2 separate regions of the Homo sapiens genome follow, and region 2 is linked to region 1. The links are chromatin loops, found by intact Hi-C in ENCODE. Cell type or tissue: IMR-90. All regions are shown on one strand. Each heading gives the region's core, and the rest is flanking DNA. Links, peaks and the distances in the headings are about the cores only.

Region 1 (11,283 bases), core at 1,076-9,075:
AGAAAAATGAAACTTGTGAAAGTTGCCAGTACCAAAATGGAGTCACTTAGGCTAAACTCTCACAAAATGGAGAGGGGAGGCCATGAAGGAAGGGTCCTCATGCATGTATGCCTACAACAGAAACTATCCAAGAAATTCCACATAAGCCACCTGGCTTGCACAGGGACATTTGTCCAACAGTGGCTGTCTCCACCAATAAGCTAATGCCAACTCCTGCAACAAGCTCCTGTAACCAATGGTCTTTTTTTCAAATTAGCTTACATGTACGTTTCCTCCTTTCTTTATTTTTTTTGAGACAGAGACTCACTCTGTTACCTAGGCTGGAGTGCAGTGGTGCGTTATCGGCTTACTGCAACCTCCGCCTCCCGAGTTCAAGTGATTCTCGTGACTCAGCCTCCTGAGTAGCTGCAATTATGGGTACACGTCATGATGCCTGGTTCATTTTTGTATTTTTAGTAGTTACAGGGTTTTGCCATATTGGCCAGGCTGGTCTTGAACCCCTGACCTCCAGTGATCCACCTGCCTCAGCCTCCCAAAGCACTGGGATTACAGGCATGAGCCACCGAGCCTGGCCTCTCGTCCTTTCTCTTAAAAGCTTCCTCTTGCCCCATCCCCTTTGGTGCACCTGTGGTCCACCACAGCATGTGCACCCAAAATCGCAATTCCCTGTTATTCTCAAATAAACTCTTTGTTTTGGAGAACTGGTCTCTCTGCTGTTTATTTCAGGTTGACAGACCTAAAATATAATACAATATTAAATGACTGCCAGACAATTCATAGCAGACCTATACTCCATGACCACCCTTCTTAAGAGCTCAACAAATGTTCTGAACATGCTTAGTCATAGCTAAACTGTGAGTCAGGGCATGAGGTAGACTGGACACATACATAAAAAGAATGAATAAGATCAGGATATGCAAAACAATATGGACAATTTGATCGTACTTATGTAAAAGAGAAAACACACACCAAAGTTATATCTTTATGTATGTACCCTTATATACGCAAAAGCTTGAAACAGACCTGGTAGCAGTATTAACGGTTGGGTAGAAAAGAGCAGAGAAAGGAGGGCTTGTTTTGTTTGAGGTTATAATAATAATAATAATAATAATAATAATAATAATAATACATTTCTATATTATTTGAAATATTTAAAAATTTAATTAAATTTAAAAAATTTAAAGAAATGGCTGTTGTGGGCTGAATTGTGCCACTCAGCCACATCCCAATTGAATTGAAGTCCTAACCCCCAGTACCTCAGAATGTGACTGTATTTAGAGACAGGGTCTTTAATGAGGTAATTAAATTAAAATGAGGTCACTAGGGTGGGCCCTAATCCAATATGAATGGTATCTTTATAAGAAAAGGAGATTAGGGGCCTATTGGAGGGTTTAGGTTGGGAGGAGGGAGTGGCTCAGGAAAAAGAACTAATGGGTACTAGGCTTAATACCTGGGTGACAAAATAATCTGTACAACAAACCCCCAGGACAGAAGTTTGCTTCTGTAACAAATCTGCACAGGTACTCCTGAACTTAAAATAAAAGTTATTTTTTTTTTTTTTGAGACGGAGTTTTGCCCTGTTGCCCAGGCTGGAGTGCAATGGTGCGATCTTGGCTCACTGCAATCTCCGCCTCCCAGGTTCAAATGATTCTCCTGCCTCAGCCTCCTGAGTAGCTGGGATTACAGGTGCCCACCACCACACCCAGCTAATTTTTTTTTGTATTTTTAGTAGAAACAGGGTTTCACCATGTTGGCCAGGCTGGTCTCGTGATCCACCCTGACCTTGTGATCCACCCGCCTTGGCCTCACAAAGTGCTGGGATTATAGGCGTGAGCCAATGTGCCCAGCCAAAGTTGAATTTTAAAAAAGAAATCTCCTTAAGTTAGAAAAATACTTTAAAAATCTAAATAAAGTGGAAGACAAAACCCAGAACTAAAAAAAGAAGAGGAAATTAGGATGCAGACACAAACAGAGGGAAGACCATGTGAAGACACAGGAAGAAGACAGTCATCCACAAGCCAAGGAAGAAACCAACCCTCAGAAGAATGCAACGCTTGGACATCTTGATCTTGGACTTGTAGCCTCCAGAATAAAATAATTTTCTGTTGTTTAAGCCACTGAGCCTGTACTATTTGTTACGGCAGTCCTAGCAAACTAATACAATGACCAAGGTAAAATTCCTGTCTTCCAGGAACTCCTAGCCTAGTGGGAGAAGTGGGTAATAGAATAATCTCACTATAATACCAAGAAAACAGGGAGAAGTCCTGCAAAATACAGAAGCAAGGTACTACGGAACCTGGGGGTAGGAGGATATTACAAGGCCTGGCAGGCATCACAGAGGAAGTGGCTTTTGAGCTGGGCCATGAAGGATAAGAAACAGAGAAAAGCAGGCAGGTAGGAGAGTTAGGGACTGTTTCTGGGGGAAATATAGCAAGCAAAGTCTTGGCCAGTGAATGTCTGTCCTGTGTCAGATTAAAGCAGCAATGTTTTCCCTGAGTACAGGCTTCAGGAAGTGGTGGAGACGTAGCTGGAGGTAGTTGTTGGCAGTTTCATTTGTCAGCTGTTCTTGATAGCTGTTGGCCATCATGGAGGGTTACTAAGCATGGGAGTGACATAGTTGGATTTGCTTTGTAGAATGATCACTCTGATGGTCCATGAGGCAGGAGTTGAAAAGTGATGGGCCGGGTGCAGTGGCTCACGTCTGTAATTCCAGAACTTTGGGAGGCTGAGGCAGGTGGATCACCTGAAGTCAGGAGTTTGAGACCAGTCTGGCCAACATGGCAAAAACCCGTCTCTACTAAAAATACAAAAATTAGCCAGGCCTGCTGGCAAGCCCAGCTACTTGGGAGGCTTAAGCAGGAGAATCGTTAGAACCCGGGAGGCAGAGGCTACAGTGAGCTGAAAAAAATAATAAATAAATAAATAAATAAGAAAAGTGATGGCCTAAGAGCCTTTCAGTCCACAGAAATGTTTTGTTTCACTCACCCAGCTATTTTTTTCAAAATTAATTAACTATTCTAACAGTTAATAAATTACAAACAATTATAGGTATAATTATAATTTATATGATACTTGAAATATATGGCTTGTAATATAATTTCTAATCATAAACATTATAATTAATTTTCCAATAAATTAACATAACCATGTTAATTCTATTGGTTGATTTACATGTACATTATAAATATTAGTAAATTGGAGAGCTCTTAAAATCTTCAGGTTTTTTTTTTTTTGAAACAGAGTCTTACTCTGTCACTCAGGCTGGAGTGCAGTGGCGCGATCTTGGCTCACTGCAACCTCTGCCTCCTGAGTTCAAGCAATTCTTCTGCCTCAGCCTCTCAAGTAGCTGGGATTATAGGCACTCGCCGCCACACCTGGCTAATTTTGGTATTTTTAGTAGAGATGGGGTTTTACCATGTTGGCCAGGCTGGTCTCGAACTCCTGACCTCAGGTGATCCACCCACCTCGGCCTCCCAAAGTGCTGGGATTATAAGTGTGAGCCACCAATCCGGCCAATTTTCAGGTGTTTTAGAGATCTTTTAACCAATGTTACGGGTTGAATTGTGTCGCCCCACAAAAAGAAAAAAAAATGATATGTTGAAATTCTAACCCCTGGTACCTTTGAATCTGATCTTTTTTGGAAATGAGGTCTTTGCAAATGCAACTTAGATGGAAATTAAGATGGGTCATATATGAGTGTGGGGGGGGGGGTCCTTAATTCAATATGACTGGTGCCCTTAGAAGAAGAGGAGAAGAGATACAAACACAGGGAGAAGACAGCCATATGACAATGACAGGTACAGCCTGGAGTGATGCAGCCAGAATCCAAGAACAACAAGGATTGCCGGCTACCACCAGAAGTTGGGCAAGGGCAAGGAAGGATTTACTCAGTCTCAGAGGGAGCACAGCTGTGCTGACACCTTGATTTTGGACTTCCAGCCTCCAGAACTGTGAGAGAACACATTTTTGTTATTGCAAGCCACCCAGTTCATGGTACTTTTATTATAGCAGCCCTAGGAAGCTCATACAACAAGGAGCCTATATTCCGACCTAACCAGTGGCTGCAGCCCAGTAAGGTACTTCCAGGAGGTACATCTCCAGCCAGATGGCATCGCTCATCCATCTAAGGCATAGATGCTACAACAGAGGTCCAGAAGAGAAAAGATAAGAACTTAACTAATGCAGTAGCTCCTGGGGTCTCAAACTGGGTTAGCTCGTGAGACCTTGGACAAGAGCTCCGTAGGAATATGACATAGGATAACTCAGGAGAAATGATGTGTTCCTGGGAATGCTATCTGCTAAGTCTTTGGAATTGGTAGGAATGCAGGCTTATCCCTCTTTGTTCTTAGAAACAGTCATTCCTTACTTCATGAAAGAGGATAAACTAGTATTTATTATTAATATATTTTGTACACTACCATGAACCAGGCCTTGTTTTGTGGGTTTTATTATATATGTTGTGCCATGTAATCCTCCCACAATGCTTTGAAAATTCTCCACTTTATAGACAAGAACACTGAGACTCAGAAAGATTATGGAACCTAGATTTTAAAATGTAGAACTAACATCTACCCTTTGGTTTCTGGCTTATGGAAGAAGAAGAAAAGGAAGAAGAGGAAGAAGAAGAGGAAGAGGAAGAAGGAGGAGGAGAGAAAGAGAGAAAAAGAAGGAAAGAGAGAGAAGGAAGGAGAAAGAAGGAAGAAAGAAGAAGAGGAAGGAAGGAAGGAAGGAAGGAAAGAAAGGAGGAGGAGAGAAGGGAGAAAAAAAGAACTAGCATTTTCTCAATGCCTTCTAGGTGCCTGAGCTGGCATTTTAGGCATGCACTCGTTGAATCTTCACGAAACCCTGTGAGGTAGGTGCTTTTATGATCCCCATAGTATGCCCTGCACCATTCAGATAAGGAGACTGAGACTGAACAGGTCAAGTAATTGCTGAAGCTGGATGAGGGATACAGCAGTCTGTGCTTTTGTCTGGATCTAAAGTCCTTGCTCTAAAAGAAGGTACGAGCTCGTCGGTTGAAAGGGCTTTTAATCTTTTCATTCATTCATTCATTGATGAATGCTCTTTATCGTTTTATGGATTTTGGAAAGAAGGCAGCTGGGTGTAGCTGAGAGGACCCCAGCCCATGTGCTGAGAGACTTGGGCTCTGGTCTAGCCTGAGCCTCAGTGTCCCCATCCATGACATGTGGGGGCTCTAAGGGCTGATCTCAAAGGCCCCTTCTTGTGCCAAGAGTCTATGATTTTGTGATTCCCCAGCCTTGGGAAGAAGTCACCAATTAATATTAATACAACAGCTCACAATGCTAATTTGCCAAGATCTCAGCTGACGGCAGAGTCAGGATTTTAATCCAAGCCCACCTGACTGCAAACTTCTTCACTTTCTTCTGGCTTGGAAAAACAGAGGAACTAACAAAGAGACTGAGGAAACAATGCTGCCAAACCAGGTGTGCCTGAGCAACACAAATGGGAGCAGTAGCCACAGGCTGGGAGTTCTGGCAGTCAAGAGGGCCTGGCATGGGCCTGCTGCGCCCTCTGGTGGAGCACGCCTGATTCGGCTCCTCTGGATTTGTCGTTTTGATACCAGAATAGACGAAGGGATACAGGAAGCCGGAAGTGGTTTTCCCCATAGTTTTTGGAAGCCAGTGACCCCAGCTATTGTCCTAAAATGTAGACTGCTTGGAGCCATTTGTCACTCCTCCGTGAAGCCCAGCTGCCCTGGGTTTATTTATTGATGAGACTAATTATATTTTGTTTCTGATTTTATAACTTGTAGATACTTAGGCCGGGTATCGAGCAGTGAACCCACCAGAAATGGTACCTTTCCCACTCAGCTCAGGGTGAGGAAAGGCAGACATTAAACCTGTAAAATTCAAAATAAATATATGGGCAGGAAGAAATTCTCCTTCCTTCACGCTGCCTTTTCTCCTTAGCTTTCCCTCCAATCTCTGGACGGGAAAAAGATCTTTGTCAAGAGCAAGAGCCAGGTGCAGTGGCTCATGCCTGTGATCCCAGCACTTTGGGAGGCCGAGGTGGGTGGATTACTTGAGGTCAGAAGTTTGAGACCAGCCTGGCCAACATGGCGAAACCCCTACTCTACTAAAAAAAATATACAAAAATTAGCCAGGCGTGGTGGTGCGCACCTGTAGTCCCAGCTGCTCGGGAGTCTGAGGCAGGAGAATTGCTTGAATCAGGGAGTAGGAGGTTGCAGTGAGTAGAGATCACACCACTGCACTCCATCCTGGGCAACAGAGCAAGACTCCATCTCAGAAAAAAAAAAAAAAGGCCAAGGAGTGAGACCAAAAGACTTTCAAACATAAAAAATGCTTTAAAATTATGTCTAGCTTAATTTGTCGCAGATACCATGCTCTGGGGATTCTAAAATAATTTCTAATCTGTACTGAAGCAATGCCCAGAGTCAACCTTGAAGGCTGTATTGTAAGCCTCCTCCAGGAGGGCACTGACTCCCTGGCAGGGAGAGAAGAGGGTGGGAAATGATAGAGGGCTACGGTGAAGTGGGATTTTACACACATTTATAACCTTCACGACAATCCAATAAACTAGGGACCACCATACCTATTTTACAGATGAGGAAACTGAGGCCCAGAGAGATTAAGATGCTTGCCCAAGTCTCAGAGCTAATAAACTGCAGAGTTGGAATTTAAATCTTGGAGAAACAACTGATAAGGATTAGAGAGTCTGGTTTCCAGTGTGAGCTCTGAAAACGCTTGCTTGTATAGCTGCTGGGATATCTGTTTTGTTATGTTTTTTTATCGCATTATGAGGGCTCAGTTAAAAGGCATCCATAGTCTCTTCCCCATCGGCCCATATAAGGGACTCTACAGAAAAACGGGAAGGTGGTCACTGAAGGGCTTCAGTGGACAGGAGGAGACAGGAGCCCAGGTTTGAGCTCAATCATTAGTCATTGATGAATGAATGCATGGTTAACCCAGCGGCCTCTCCTTAATCTCACAGCTTCACCAGTAAGCAAATACAGAGTATCAGAGCCCTCAGAGATTCCCTTATCCAGCTGTTTTTAAAGTTTTTGAACAGAAGTCCAATTCATAAAGCCCTTCAAAAAATATATTTTTTTGCTATGGGTTTTTTCTTTTGGTGGGGAGGTGGTTATTGGGAGAGAACGGAAGAGGAGATAGAGCCCCATCTACTTGAACTGCCCTGCAAGACTGTGGTCCTTTGGTCTGAAAAATAAAATTGAACTGAAAAGATCAACTAACCTCTCTACATTCCAGATAGGAAAATTGAGGCCCAGAGAGGGGAAGCTACCCAGCCAAGGTCACACCGCTGGTTTCAGCTAAGTCCTAACCTCAAGCTCTCATTCCCAGTTCAGTGCTTTATCCACCTTACCCCTATCCCAGCCAGATCCCCAATTAATTATTAATAGCAACTTTTACACCTGGAAGTATTTATAAGCAGTATCAGCTACTAAAATGCCATCACCTACTTACATAGTGGCTAAAGGATCTGTTGTGTGAGCCAAATTGCTCAAAGTTTCAAGGCATTTTAAGACTTGTGGGTTTTTTCAGCTTTGTTTGTTTGTTTGTTTTTGCTGTCATATGCTTTTTTATGTGGTAAAATATAGATAATATAAAATTTACCATTTTAGCCACTTTTAAGTGTACTATTTAATAGCACTAAGTACATTCACATTGTTGTATAACCGCCACCACTATCCATCTTCAGAACTTTTTCATCATCCCAAACTGAAACTGTACTCATTAAATAATACCTCCCCATTCCTCTACCCCCAGGGGAACCACCTTCCAATTTTCTGTGTCTCTGTATTTGACTATTCTATGTACTTCATATAAGTGGAATCCTATACTATTTGTCTCTTTGTGACGGGCTAAATTCACTTAGCATAATGGTTCATCCTTGTTGTCGCATGTGTCAGAATTTCCTTCCTTTTTCAGGCTGAATAACATCCCATTATTATCAACAATATCCCCAAATGTGGCATGTATCACATTTTGTCATCCATTCATTCCTCAATGGACACTCAGTTGTTTCCACATCTGTGAGTGGAGTTAATAACATTACTTACCTTGTGGTATAATTGCAAAGACTGAATGAGGTAAAGCGGTTTACACAGTGCCTGGTTATGGGCTAAAAATTCGGCAAGTCATTCCTGTGGGCAGAGAAGGGGTGAAATGTTTTATAATGTGTTCTTATCCCTTCCAATGCACTCATACTGGTATTGAAACCCTCTCATGCAAGTGTGGTAGTTTACAGTTGCCAAACCACATGCATGTCGGTGATCCCACGTGCATTCCTAGCCCTTCTCTGTAAGGTTCACAGGACGGGTGCTGGTATCTCCATTTCACAGAGGATAAACTGAGGCAAAGAGAAGGCCCCAGATCAGCCAGATATTAGCAGCTCTCAGTGGCTGTCTCTCTGGCTCTTGGGGAGTCCACTGTGGTAGACTGGGTTACATTCAGCTATATTCACCTCCCCAAAGGAGAATTATGCACCCCAACTCTATCAATATGAGGCTATAAGACTTGCTCTGGCTAAGAAAATTTGAGCATAAGTGATGTGTGCTACTTTGGAGCAGAAGCTTGAAGACTTAGCACGTCACTCACCAGGTCTCTTTTCCCTCCGCCGTGACATCTGACAACGTTCCAGAGAGAGAAACGGAGAGACACAGACAGGCAGCGTGCTCCGTCAGCCTGAGTCCTAAAGTGAAGATGGTGTGGAACAGGGAAGTAGTTGACACATTATGGACATAGAGAGTGGGCAAGAAGCACACCTTTGTGATAAGGTTTAAATCCGCTGAGATTTTGGAGTCATTTCTTACACAGTAAAACCTAGCCTCTCCTAACTAATATATCTATAAAGGCAATATCCTTTCCTGAGAGTAGGGATTTATTATATCACCTCTAGATGAATCTTGACTGGTCTATTGTGCATGTATGCGTGCGTGTATGTGTGTTCATGGCACAAAGAATATGAGAAAGTGAAGGCCTAGCCCAAATTGTTCCAGATACTATGCAGAGAGGCCTGTTTCTCATTCTTCATCTCTTCTCTCCAATTATTTGTATTACTCTAAAGAAAACTTTCTGATTTCTGTTGAATTCTATGATAGCAGATAAAGGTTTTCTTCTTTCCTAACTTACTTGGGGAAACTGCTTTCAGGAGCTATGTATTGGCTCTTGGAAATAATTCTAGCAGCTTCTGTTTCCTGAGTGTTTATTCCCTACCAGGCACTATGCTAAGAGCTTCTCATGCTCTGCTTCATTTTCTCTTAATAATTCACATAGGTATTAAATGCTGCTGTTTCCTGATTTTTGAGACAAGGAAATGAAGAATTAGAGACCTTAAGGAACTTTCCAAAGCCACACAGCTACTAAGAAGCAAGGCTGGGACTGAAATCCAATTACAGTGTTGGATGATTTCTGACTTGTCAGTTTGGGTCCCTCATGTATTTGTAGGCACTATTATGCTTGCTTCCACTGGTATTTCTTCCCCCCTCCCCACCCCCCGCTGCTAATTCCAAGCCCCACTCTTTGCTCACCATGGATGGTAGAAGGGAATCTCCTTTCCTTAGTCCTGGTTTCAGTGAGGAAGGATTTTTTTCTGAGCACATTCTTGGTTCCTCTCCGTGCTTTATCCATTCCTGGAAGGATGAAGGATTGTACATTTGAGAATACCTGGTCATGCCCAACTCAGCACTTCTTCTGATAGGGAGGGAGCTGCTCCTCAGCCCTGCTCCCTTCAGCAGGAGGCCTGCCCTAGTCTTTGCAGCCCACTTCTGGGGTTCACTATTAGTGGCACCCTTCAGCTACCAACCCTAAAAGTTTCTTCTCCAACCTGGCAATATCACTAATAAAGAAAATATTCTGGCCTTCCTCTGCATCTTTTTGTTGATATCTCAACTTGTTCAGAAGTCAGACGAGGCAAAGGAATGCTATTTATTCAGAGTCCTGCATAGAGCCCCAAATGGGCATCCTAAGGGAACTGCACTGGTGGGAAAGATTTCATGGTCCACTGATGGTCCCTGTCCTCACCTTGGTGGCCTCAGGGTTTAACATCAGCCTCCCTGGACCTTCAAGGTGCTCTAACACCTGCCCCCCTTTTAGGCAATGAAGGATGGTATGGCAAAAATAGCTGGTTGTTTCTCAGTATCCATTCTTTTCTTCCCTCATTAGTAATAATCCTCCCCAGAACAAAGACTAAATTTCTCTGCATCCCTTTCAGCTAGGTGTGACCATGTGACCTACCAATGGGATGTCAGCAAAAGCAATAGGTACAACTTCTGGGTCATACACTTAACAGGAAGGCATGTGCTATCTACTTCTTTTTCTCCCCTCTCCTGGTGTTAGCTGGAGTAAGTATTTTGAGCCATGATATAGAAGCATGATTTGGGGGTGGCAGTGCCATAACCAAGGAGGAACTTACATCTTGCTGCCTTCAAGCTGCTATATCACCTCTGTACTACTTACCCAGACTTCCATGTGCGGGAAGAATACATTTCTATCTTGTGAAAGCCACTATCATTCTTTAGTCTCTTGTTTGCAGCATCTGAACCCATGTATTCTAAGCAGGTACTCAAGAAGTGCTTTCCAACTGGGGAAGGGGTTCAGGGCTCTGGCAGGAACCTAAGTGTGTGCCTGATTCACATGGATGAGGGAATCAGTGAATAAAGGTAGGAGAGAAGAGAAGGACCAGGCATTTGTTGAATGCGTGGAATATTCTAGATACTGTACCACATACTTTCAGTTACACTTTCCCAGTTAATCTGAACAACAATTCCGTGTGTGTATGGGTGAGGGGAAAATCTATTATCTGATTTTATAGTTGAGGCTCAGAGAAGTTAAGTGATTTGGGCCAGGCACAGTGGCTTATGCCTGTAATCCCAGCACTTTGGGAGGCCAAGGTGGGTGGATCCCTTGAGCTCAAGAGTTCAAGACCAATCTGGACAACATCAAGAAACTCTGTCTCTACAAAAAATACACACACACACACACACACACACACACACACACACATATTAGCCAGATGTGGTGGTACGTACCTGTAGTCTCAGCTACCTGGGGGGCTGAGGTGGGAGGAGTGCTTGAGCCCAGGAGGTGGAGGCTTCAGTGAGCTGATATCGTGCCATTGCACTCCAGCCTGTGTGACCAAGTGAGACAGGAAGAAAAAAAAAAAAGAGAGAAGTTAAGTGATTTGTCTAAGGTCACAGGAAATGAAACTGAAGTCAGTTTGAGTCTCAAAACCATATACTTTCCTCCATAGCATACCATTTACTCATTAACTCCCTCCACCAAA
Region 2 (11,283 bases), core at 2,077-10,076, 230 kb before region 1:
GAATTTAAGAGAGAAATATTCTGGCTACTTCCTCAGAAAAGTAACACTTAATTTTAACTTCAAAAAATACTAATGAAACACCAACAGGGCAAAAACATACCATTCCTCCTTGTAACTTGGGGCTTTGTAATGTGGAAGAATGAATCTAGGGCAATCAGATATAAATTCCCAGTGATTTCTTATCTATTCTGGGTTTGGGGGAAATACTATCAACTGAACCAAAAATAACTTGTCATAGGCAGAGATAAAGCCAGAAACACTCTACACATGCCAGATGACATCTGGAGAAAAGGGTGCTAAGGGAAGCGTTTGGCAGCAAGATATGATTGTAAGGGGTTGTCCCTTGAGTTCAATGTCTGCCTATTTCTGATGGGTCTAAAGCAACATGGAGTTACTGTGCAGCAGAACTCTCAGTAAAGACACCATTTGCCTTGGCAATCCTCAAAAAGCTTCAATAGCAGATTGCTTCAGACCATCTGTAGTCCGTCCTTTTCTCATCTGGATGTTGTTTGGCTTCTGTGCGAAAGATTGGTGGAGTGTCCCAGTAGATATCATGGTGGTGTGTGATCAGAGTCCCAAGGAACCTGAATGAGCCAAGGTGCCCAGCATGAAGTCAAAACAAAGCCTTGACATGAGTTTGCCATGAAATAGCGAAGAGAGAGTGGAAGAGAGGAGCCAATCACTGTGGGGCAGTGCCACCCTGAGGGCACTTAGGGTATGGGGTTGGTGCTTAAATACATCACAGATCCAGGTACTGAATGGGAGGAAGTGTGGGTGATTTCCAATCTCATTGACCCTATGTTCAGGGACTTGAACGGAAGATGTTTCTTGTGTTGCCTAAGTGGTATTCAGTCTACCAGACTCTGCAACTTGCATCTTCAAATCCTTGGTAAAGAGATGTGGATGGTGTCAGAGAAGGCAAAGGCCTGCAGTGGATTGAAGAGGCTTGCAAGCAGTTCTGTTTCTAGGATGTGGGCTTCATCAGAAGACACTCGGTCACCACTTAGCTAGTCTAAACCTCAGGGTTCCTCAGCCCATCATACCCCAACTTGGAGGACTGACATCAAGGAGTAGACTGGAGAAACAGCCCTCCCATCAAGTAACCTCTTGTTCTCTCCTGCTCCATCTGCACTATAGAAGTGTAATAATTAGACATACTTGGCAAAATGGCTAATTGATTTGGTAACAGAAGCATGAGCCATAACAATGGAAGATCTAGTTATCATGACTGAACAGCTTAACATTCAATTCCCTTCTCTAAGAGAAGCTGTGAAATCCTACATATTATTTAAAGTTAACCAAATCAATGTAAAGGGAGTTAGGAGACAGTGTGTACCTATGCACGTATATTTATGTTTTGCTTGTGTTCCAGTCTCGGTCATTTGTTTCCATTTTCAAGCAATTTATTTGAAGAGCCATTGCACTAGCCTGATGTATACTGCAATGAGCTTCTTTGATAAAATGAAACTTAGATTTTTCTCGACCATTTCACCGTGCCTCCTACTTCATTTTTTGCCAGAAAATCTCACATCCAACAAAACAAAACAAAAACCCTGAATTAGTGGGCTTTGAAAAGGAAAAAGCAGGGCTTTGAAAAAGTAGATCACACATCAGTTAAGACTCCTGCTTCTCTATTAGTCAGGTTGTCTTGGATTCAGTCTGGAGTAGGCAGAGCTTAAGGGTTTTTAAGTCCTGACCCAAAGAAATGATCTAGCCTGAAAGTTTAGAGCAAAGGACTAATGTTTACTTTTAAAGGAATTTCTTGATTTTTTTAAAAAACTTCATTAAAGTTTAAATCCCCAATGGACAAATTCATAATCTTGTTAATCGTTATTACTAAACTTTTTAAAAAATGTCCCAATTTACAATTAAATAAATTACTTTCTCAGTATATTCTGGTCTGGTCATGGATTGTGCATTTCCTCCCAAAGATATTCAAAATTGTCAATTAGAGAATTTTAGGTTTTCAGACTCAGAAAAGTCCTCACGCCCTTCTGAAAATGTGTCCACTATTACAGAAATAGAACAGACTTGGGATTCCCAAATTTTTGTTTGTTTTTGAGACAGAGTCTCACTCTGTCACCCATGCTGGAGTTCAGTGGTGTGATCATGGTTCACTGCAGCCCCGACCTCCTGGGCTCAAGTGATCCTCTCACCTCAGCCTCCTGAATAGCTGGGACTACAGGCACCACCACGCCCCACTAATTAAGAAAAAAACGTTTTTATAGAAATGTGGTCTCACTATGTTGCCTAGGCTGGTCTCAAACTCCTGGGCTTAAGTGATCCTCCTGCCTTGGCCTCCCAAAACGCTGGGATTACAGGCGTGAGCCACCATGCCCGTCCAAGGGATTCCCCAACTTTTAAGCAACAAATACTTATATAGAGCTTTCCACAGCAATGCGCTGAAATAATGAACTGCCAGTGAAAGAATCATTAGGGAAAGGCTTGCCCCTGAAGCTCAGGGTGGGGCATCAGGGCAGAGGAAGAAAACAATGCCATCACCATATCTGGGGATTATTAGTCCTGACCTCTGGGGAATATATCTGGTCAAGTGGGAAAGTCTGGATTTCCAGCAGGTGTACTTATACTAAAAAATTTAAAGATGACCAGGCTAATTTAGTGAGATGCACTGAATATGCAACAGGGCATGATTACCTCATAGTGGAGAATTAGTCTCATTTCATAAAAGAGGAAGATGAGGTCCAGAAAGCTTTTAGACTCGGGAAAGTCCTCATGCCCTTCTGAAAATGTGTCCACTATTACAAAAATAGAACAGACTTGGGATTCCCAAATTTTTGTTTGTTTTTGAGACAGGGTCTCACTCTGTCGCCCACGCCGGAGTGTGGTGGTGTAATTATGGCTCATGTGGCCGCAACCTCGAACTCGGCTCAAGTGGTAAGTGGTAGGTGACTGATGTGGGCTTCATCAGAGGACAGTCGGTCATCAGCTGGTCCCACTGCTTAGCTAGTGTAAACCTCAGCGTTCCTCAGCCCATCATACCCCAACTTGGAGGGTTGACATCAAGGAGTAGACTGGAGAAATAGCTCTCCCATCAAGTAACTTTTTGTAAGTGGTAAGTGACTGAACTGAGGCTCAAAGCAGGGAAACTCACAGGACAGATGTGTTGACAGTGCATTCAGAGGGCCATGTTTCATATCATGGAAAGCACAACTATATATCTTCCCAGGCCTCTACCATCTCCCACTTTTTATGCATGAAACCTGCCCCAAATGCATTAAGTAAGTTTAAAAGCACCATGTTAAAAAAAATCGGTTAGGCACGGTGGCTTAACCCCCATAATCCCAACACATTGGGAGGCCAAGGCAGGTGGATCATTTGACTCCAGGAGTTTGAGATCAGCCTTGGCAACAGGGCGAAACCCCGTCTCTATAAAAAATACAAAAATTAGCCAGGTGTGGTGGTGTGTGCCTGTAGTCTTAGCTACTCAGGAGGTTGAAGTGGGAAGATCACTTGAACCCAGGAGGTGGAGGTTACGTGAGCCGAGATCGTGCCACTGCACTCCAGCCTGGGCAACAGAGACCCTGTTTCAAAAAATAAAACATTGTTATCATTCTTATCTTTACATTGTGCATGGAGGGCTGATGTAAGCACCATGGCCGTGCACTGAGCGGTTATATCAGGGCGGGGCTTCAGGAGGTGTGATCAGGCAGAGGAGTAGGTGGAAGGAACAAACCATACTTGCTCCTTCCACTCCACCTCAAATCTGGGAACCACATTCAGCCAAAAGGGGAAAAATGTGTTCAAGGCCTGAAGGATTTCTCTTTGTCCCTCTTTGCTCTCTCTTAGCCAAAGCCACCACTATCAGGAACCTCAACTATGGCAGTACTTACAAGCACTTATTTAATGTAATGTACTGTTTGTTAAATGTGCCTAACATAAACAAATAACACTGGCATGATTGCATATTAACAAGCGTGAAAAGTCATAGAAAGTGAATGTGTAACACACTATACATACCTTTTAAGGAAAGAAAAGAGTCAAGTAGGGATCCACTGGTGAATGTCTGAGATCTGAAAGAGTGCTGATCCAGGATTTAAACCCAGGACTGTCTGCCTATAGATTATCTTACTATAAATCCTGTGCTCTTTCCACAGCTCCACACTTCTTTCTCACACTGTTTTACACACACACACACACACACACACACTTTAACCATCTTATTGTTGAAATTGGAGATACCAAAGAAATCAACATCAATGCTCTCAATGCTTTTGTTAGGCATTAAAGAGAGGGGATTTAGGAGACCCCAAACTCTTTAAAGGCAAAATGTAAGTCTAAAATTGGAGAAAGAGGAACATGAAACCTGACCAGGTATGAGGCATAGGTAGTACCAGGGCTAAGGGAGTATGAAAGAAGGATGGCTCAGGGAGGTGGAAGAAGCCTCAGATAATCTGACTCTGAACTGAGCTTTGAAAGGAGAGAAAGGGTCACTGTGAAGAGTGGATGGAATGAGGTTTCAGAGAGGCAAGCAGCAGGTGTGAAGCCCAAAGTGCTACAATAAGACCTTCATGGAAATCCACAGGAATGGTGCTTTGGGACCGGATGAAATCACCTGGCAGAGCCTGTGTGAAAAGGGCTGGCTGACCACCCCATATTCACCCAGCATTTCTGGTGCTCTCTCTCCCTTCTCAGCAATCCCTGATCTCCTTCAGGGAATTTATGTGATTTCTATGGAAACTGGTGCCATGCTTGAAGCAAGTACCCTTGGCTAAATCAATCCATCAGGACTTTCCATTTCTCTGGTGACAACTATTGATTCAAGGGTGGGCAGGTGACCTAAAGTAGTCAAAGTGAATTTCAAGTCTTCTACTAGAAATAAGGACACGTGTAAAAATAGGGGCTGCTGGAAAAGGGAAGTCCACCTTAGGATAAAATTGACAATAGGAAAGGAGGAGCAGAGACACTGGAGGAAACCCAGGCCCTGGTGACAACTTTGAGCCATTGGATCCAGCCTTACCTAAGGTCTGCACTGTCTGTGGGCTTTTCAAATGCATGGGCCAGTAAAGTCCCATGATTGTTTAAGCCAGCTGGAATTGGACTCTCTCTTACTTATAACTGACAGTATCTCCATTGAACCCCTCTAGGATGATTAGCTCCTTAAAGGCAGGGCCATAGTCTGACATTGCATCAGCTCTAGCACCTACTGCATCACGTATTTCAGAAGTACTCCTTAACAAATATTTACTGAACAAATGAATGAATGCACCAACATCCATTCCGATCATGCCTTGATATGTTTTGCTTTAGTTGGAAGGTTTTACATTTTTGATTATAGACTGTGTGTCCTATTAAAAAGCAAGTGTTTGGATATCTGGCACCTGGAACTTTTCCTCCTGTAGTATACAGTATGGGAACTCAGGAGTTACAGCCTGGGCTGTAGGCTTAAGCTCCAACTTGGTGCCATAAGCTGGTGGATTCAGTGCTACTTCAAGGTCAGCAATGTGTAAAATAAATTTGCTTCATCAGCATAAAGCAGTGGTTCTCAGCCTGGGAATCACTCTCCTCTCCATCCCACGGGACATTTGGCAATGGCAATGTCTGGAGGTATTTTTGGTTGTCACAGTTGGTGGAGGGGTGGGTGCTATCTACATACTGGGTAGAGGCCAGGAATGTTGCTAAACATCCTGGGCAACATGGCAAAACCCTGTCTCTACACAAATTACAAAAAGAAAAAGAAAAAAATTAGCCAGGCATGGTGGCGTGTGCCTGTAGTCCCAGGTACTCGGGAGGCTGAGGTGAGAGGATCACCTGACCCCAGGGGTTCAAAGCTGCAGTGAGCTATGATTGTACCACTGCTCTCCCACGTGGACAACAAGTGAGACCCTGTCTTAAAAACAGAACAAAACAAAACCAGCCAGGCACAATGGCTCCTGCCTGTAATCACAGCACTTTGGGAGGCCAAGGCAGGTGCACCACTTGAGGTCAGGAGTTCAAGACCAGCCTGGCCATCATGGTGAGACCCTGTCTCTACTAAAAAATACAAAAATTAGCCAGGTGTGGTGGTGGGCACCTGTAATCCCAGCTACTCAGGAGGCTGAGGCAGGAGAATCGCTTGAACCAAGGAGGCAGAGGTTGCAGTGAGCTGAGATTTTGCCACTGCACTCACTCCAGCCTGGGCGACAGAGCGAGACTCTGTCTCCAAAATCAAAACAAAATGAAACAAAAAAACAAAAAACCATCCTACAACAAAGAATTATCTAGCTCAACATGTCATTAGTACCGAGTTTCTTGGACTTCAGTAATAAACAAACATTGGGAACTAATATGCATTACACTCGCCCGTCTATACCCTGGGAATAGTCCCCTGTTGCCATCAAGAGCCTCTAACTCACCTCCTGGTTGTCCGCTAACATTCACAGCCTTAGAGAACACAAAAGTAGTTCTCTATACTGGACACGAGAGGGCAGGAATTTCCAAAGATAACCCTGTTATCCTAAGCGACTGCAGTGATTAAAAATATTCTTTTCCGGAGCTGGTGAAGACTCTGCACATTTATAGAAATAGATGTTAATTTTGCATACAAATGAAAATGGCAATTAATATTTAAAGGATGTGGCTATAAAAAAACAGCCTTATTAGTTAAAATAAATGAGTTTAACAATTAGTTAAAATAAGCCTTAGCTATATAAACCCCAAAAGGAGTTTACTGGGAGACTATTGGAGAATTCTGTGAATAGAAGGGAGAATTGACAGGGGAGCAGGGGTGTGCTGAAGCCAGCTTATACTGGCTTGTGAGAGTCTATTATAGGCAATACTTCCCAGCTCCCTGTTCAGTGACATCACTGTGATAATAGGCCGTGGTGGGAGTATTTAAACCATGGGAGTCAACACACACTAGAAACCAGGGCTCTTTTTCCTTTCCTTAATTTCCTTCTTTCTTTCTTTTTTTAAAGTGTCAGTTGTTAAAAATTTACCAGTATATCACTGCAACCAGGCCATGAGTAAGAACCAGGAAAGCTTAGGGGCCTCTGCAACTGAAAATTGTGGACTCTCCCTAGAGGTCTGCCATTAATATGACTCAGTTCCAACTATCTCCAGTCTCAGGGTTTCTTCCTTCAAAATTCTAAATTCCTAGGAAAGAAAACTCAAAAGTCACAACACCACTCCTGCTCCCAGCAGCTGTGTCCTGGAGTTTGTTTACTGGAGAATGATTACACTATGGGCAGTTCTCAGAGAAGCACATATTGTTGTGAGCTGGGTATCTACCCTCTAAAAGTATCTACCACTTTCCACTTATGGCTGTCTGGCTGTCAATCACTTCTTCCCATACATTCAAAATATTCCCTTCTACCATGATCCAAAAATGTTATATACTACTCCAGCACAGCCCCTTCTCCCAACAGACCACTGAATCCACAGATAATGTCAGAGGCCAGGCTACTCAGAGTCTACTTCTCCAGATAGTGATCATTTCTCCTTTGATCCTTTAGACAGCTTGTATGACTGTTCTGCAATCTGTGACATAAACGGCAAGTTTAGCTCATATCCAAACACACTACAGTGAGAGACAAGGAAGAAAGAGAAGGGAAAATTGTAGTAACTCCTATTTAAAGAGGAAAATGATGGTTTCTTGCTCTGGAATTCAGTGGGACTGTGCTGTAAGTTTCCAATCACAGCTAGCCACATTCTTCAACCACCATTCCAGTCTACTTCAGACCCATTGAACTATGTAAAGTATGACTGGTCTTAAGGGCTGTGGCAGCCTGGACCAGGTAAACAGCTTGTCCAGGGTCCCACTAAAAGCTCACTTATTTTACCTTTATCAGGTAAATGGCAAGCAGCTGGACACCCACATGTGTGGGACATTGCTTGCAGGAGTTAATGCCTCTTTCTCAGAGATAGGGGACATGAAATGCTGGTTGTCAAACTTGGCTGTACCCTAGAATTACTTGGAGAGCTAATATTGATGTCTGGGGCCCCACCCAGAGATTCCAAGTCAGGTGGCACAGGGTGAAGGCTGGACACTGGGATTTTTACAAGCTTCCCAGGTGATTCTATAATAGTATGCAGCAAAGTGTGAGAACCATTGTCACAAAATACAGCAATTTGCCTTGTGGTTTCCTACGTGTGGTTTCTTTAGTGTTTTTATTTCTCGGGGGATTTGCTAAACTTCTTGGATCTGTAAGTTTATAATTTTATTTTAAATCAAATTTGGAAAGTTTATGGCTATAATTTCTTTTTTTTGCAGATGATATGACTTTATATTTGAAAAAATCTAAAAACTCCATCAAAGAATGATTAGAACTGATAAATTCAGTAAAGTTGCAGCATACAAAATCAACGTACAAAAACTAGTAGCATTTCCACATGCCAACAGTGAAGAATCTGAAAAAAAGTAATCCCACTTACAATACCCACACATAGAATTAAATACTTAGAAATTAACAAAAGAAGTGAAAGAGCTCTATAATAAAAACTATGAAACATTGATGAGAAAAATTGAAGGGAACACAAAAAAATTGAAAGATATTCCATATTAATGGAGTGGAAGGATCGATATTGTTAAAATGTCCATACTCCCCAAAGCAATCAACAGATTCAATGTAATTCCCTATTAAAACGCTAATAAAATTCTTCACAGAAATAGAAAAACAGTCCGAAAATTTATTTATTTATTTATTTTATGTTATTACATAATTTTATTATATAAGGATTAAAAACAGGTGAGTATGAGTTTCTAGTCAGTATAACATTTCCCCTGAAGAACTGGAACTGAACTTAAAAGGAGCCTAAGGTAAAATGAATGTTCCATATGTTCATCTAGGCGTTGTGCAATCACATGTACGTGTTTGTCAAATCTCATTCAAGCAAATACATAAGATCTGTGCTTTTCTTTATATGTATTTTACCTCCATTTCAAAGAAGGAATAATAAAAACTTGTTTTATTATTATTACTTCCAAAAAATGTCTGTTCATGTTCTTTACCTGCTTTTCTATGGGTTTTTTTTTCTCATAAAGTTGTTAAAGTTTCTTATAAATACTAAATATTAGGCTTTTCTCAGATGTACAGTTTGCAGAAGATTTCTTCCATCCTATAGGTTGTCTGTTTACTCTATTGATATTTTATTTTTGTGTGGAGAAAATATCTTCAGTTTAATTAGATCCCATTTGTTAATTTTTGCTCTTGCTGCAATTCCTTTTGGCATCTTTGTGAGATCTTTGCCCATGCCTATGTTCTGCATGGTATTGCCTAGGTTGTCTTTCAGGGTTCTTGTAGTTTTAGGTTTTATATTTAAGTCTTTAATCCCTTGAGTTGGTTCTTGTATATGGTACAAGGATTGCGGCCCAGTTTTATTTTATTTTATTTTTTTATTATTATACTTTAAGTTCTAGGGTACATGTGCACAATGTGCAGGTTTGTTACATAGGTATACATGTGCCATGTTGGTGTGCTGCATCCATTAACTCGTCATTTACATTAGGTATATCTCCTAATGCTATCCCTCCCCCCTCCCCCCACCCCACGACAGGCCCCGGTGTGTGATTTTCCCGTCCTGTGTCCAAGTGTTCTCATTGTTCAATTCCCACCTGTGAGTGAGAACATGCAGTGTGTGGTTTTCTGTCCTTGTGATAGTTTGCACAGAATGATGGTTTCCAACTTCTTCCATGTCCTTAAAAAGACATGAACTCATCCTTTTTTGTGGCTGCATAGTATTCCATGGTGTATATGTGCCATATTTTCTTAATCCAGTCTATCATTGATGGGCATTTGGGTTGGTTCCAAGTCTTTGCTATTGTGAATAGTGCTGCAATAAACATATGTGTGCATGTGTCTTTATAGCAGCATGATTTATAACCCTTTGGGTATATACCCGGTAATGGGATGGCTGGGTCAAATAGTATTTCTAGTTCTAGATCCTTGAGGAATCGCCACACTGTCTTCCACAATGGTTGAACTAGTTTACACTCCCACCAACAGTGTAAAAGTGTTCCTATTTCTCCACATCCTCCCAGCACCTATTGTTTCCTGACTTTTTAATGATAGCCATTCTAACTGGTGTGAGATGGTATCTCATTGTGGTTTTGATTTGCATTTCTCTGACGACCAGTGATGATGAGCATTTTTTCATGTGTCTGTTGGCTGCATAAATATCTTCTTTTGAGAAGTGTCTGTTCATTCCTTCACCCACATTTTGATGGAGCTGTTTCATTTTTTCTTGTAAATTTGCTTAAGTTATTTGTAGATTCTGGATATTAGCCCTTTGTCAGATGGGTAGATTGCAAAAATTTTCTCCCATTCTATAGGTTGCCTGTTCACTCTGATGGTAGTTTCTTTTGCTGTGCAGAAGCTCTTTAGTTTAATTAGATCCCATTTCTCAATTTTGGCTTTTGTTGCCATTGCTTTTTGCATTTTAGACATGAAGTCCTTGCCCATGCCTATGTCCTAAATGGTATTACCTAGGTTTTCTTCCAGGGTTTTTATGGTTTTAGGTCTAACATTTAAGTCTTTAGTCCATCTTGAATTAATTTTTGTATAAGGTGTAAGGAAGGGATCCAGTTTCAGCTTTCTACATATGGCTAGCCAGTTTTCCCAGCACCATTTATTAACTAGGGAATCTTTTCCCCATTTCTTGTTTTTGTCAGGTTTGTCAAAGATCTGATGGTTGTAGATGCACACACACATCTTATCAATAGTCAGAGTCTAGCTAGTAAAGCAGAAACTACTATTCTAGGTATTTCAAACAGTGGGGATTTAATATAGGGAATTGGACATGAAGGTGATAAAAGAGCTTGGGAGAAATACAAGGGAGAAGAGGCAACCCATAATTTTTAAATAAAAGCAATAATATCCTGAAAGTTGAAGGAGAAAAATGTAGGATGTCTAGAAAGAGCTAGAACCTAGCAGAAGTTATCTGGCATGAGGTGACACAAAAGAGAGAGGAGTTTCAGCTACTAATTGATATGGTACCCATAGTGAGGGTGTGGAGGGGACATCCAGGCTTTTCTCCTCCTCCTACCCTCCTCTCTTCTGTTAGTATTTTTCATCAGAGAGCAAGGGAGTCTGGGTAATATGGACCTCTGCCACACTGAGCAGAGCACAGGAAAAAATGGAAGATTCAAGAGTAAACAGGCAAATGTCTACACAGTCCAATCACTGTGCCACAAAGCACCCATTTTTACCCTTCTATCCATACTTAACTTTCATAAAATGACTTAGTGCTTCCACCTACTAGAATTCAATTAACTTTTGCACAAATGGACACTCTCTTCCCAAAAAGATGGAACACAAAGTACCATCTGACATAGTGTCTCTCACCATG

Evidence for each region. Peaks named below come from ENCODE experiments on the same cell type or tissue, not always from the same donor. Only the 100,000 strongest peaks of a DNase experiment are listed, where the experiment ranks them.
Region 2: a loop joins it to region 1, with 4 times the contacts of the local background. A loop is called at or near these places in 3 of 110 quality-filtered maps.

The regions. Positions count from the first base shown.
Region 1 is chr9:121,207,644-121,218,926 of GRCh38, reverse strand. It overlaps a transcript of GSN not described here. Among named protein-coding and RNA genes, the nearest start is that of RAB14, 11 kb to the right of the region's middle. RefSeq lists an enhancer at 10,944-11,043. In IMR-90, for the core only: a CTCF peak has its summit at 5,533 (motif pointing left); a DNase peak (open chromatin) is centred at 5,526; H3K27ac peaks cover 223 bases.
Region 2 is chr9:121,435,598-121,446,880 of GRCh38, reverse strand. All of the region lies in intron 3 of LOC102723324 (a long non-coding RNA gene), which reads right to left. It also overlaps a transcript of GGTA1 not described here. Among named protein-coding and RNA genes, the nearest start is that of GGTA1, 59 kb to the left of the region's middle. In IMR-90, for the core only: a CTCF peak has its summit at 6,428 (motif pointing right); no DNase peak of the experiment used is centred there; H3K27me3 peaks cover 4,070 bases.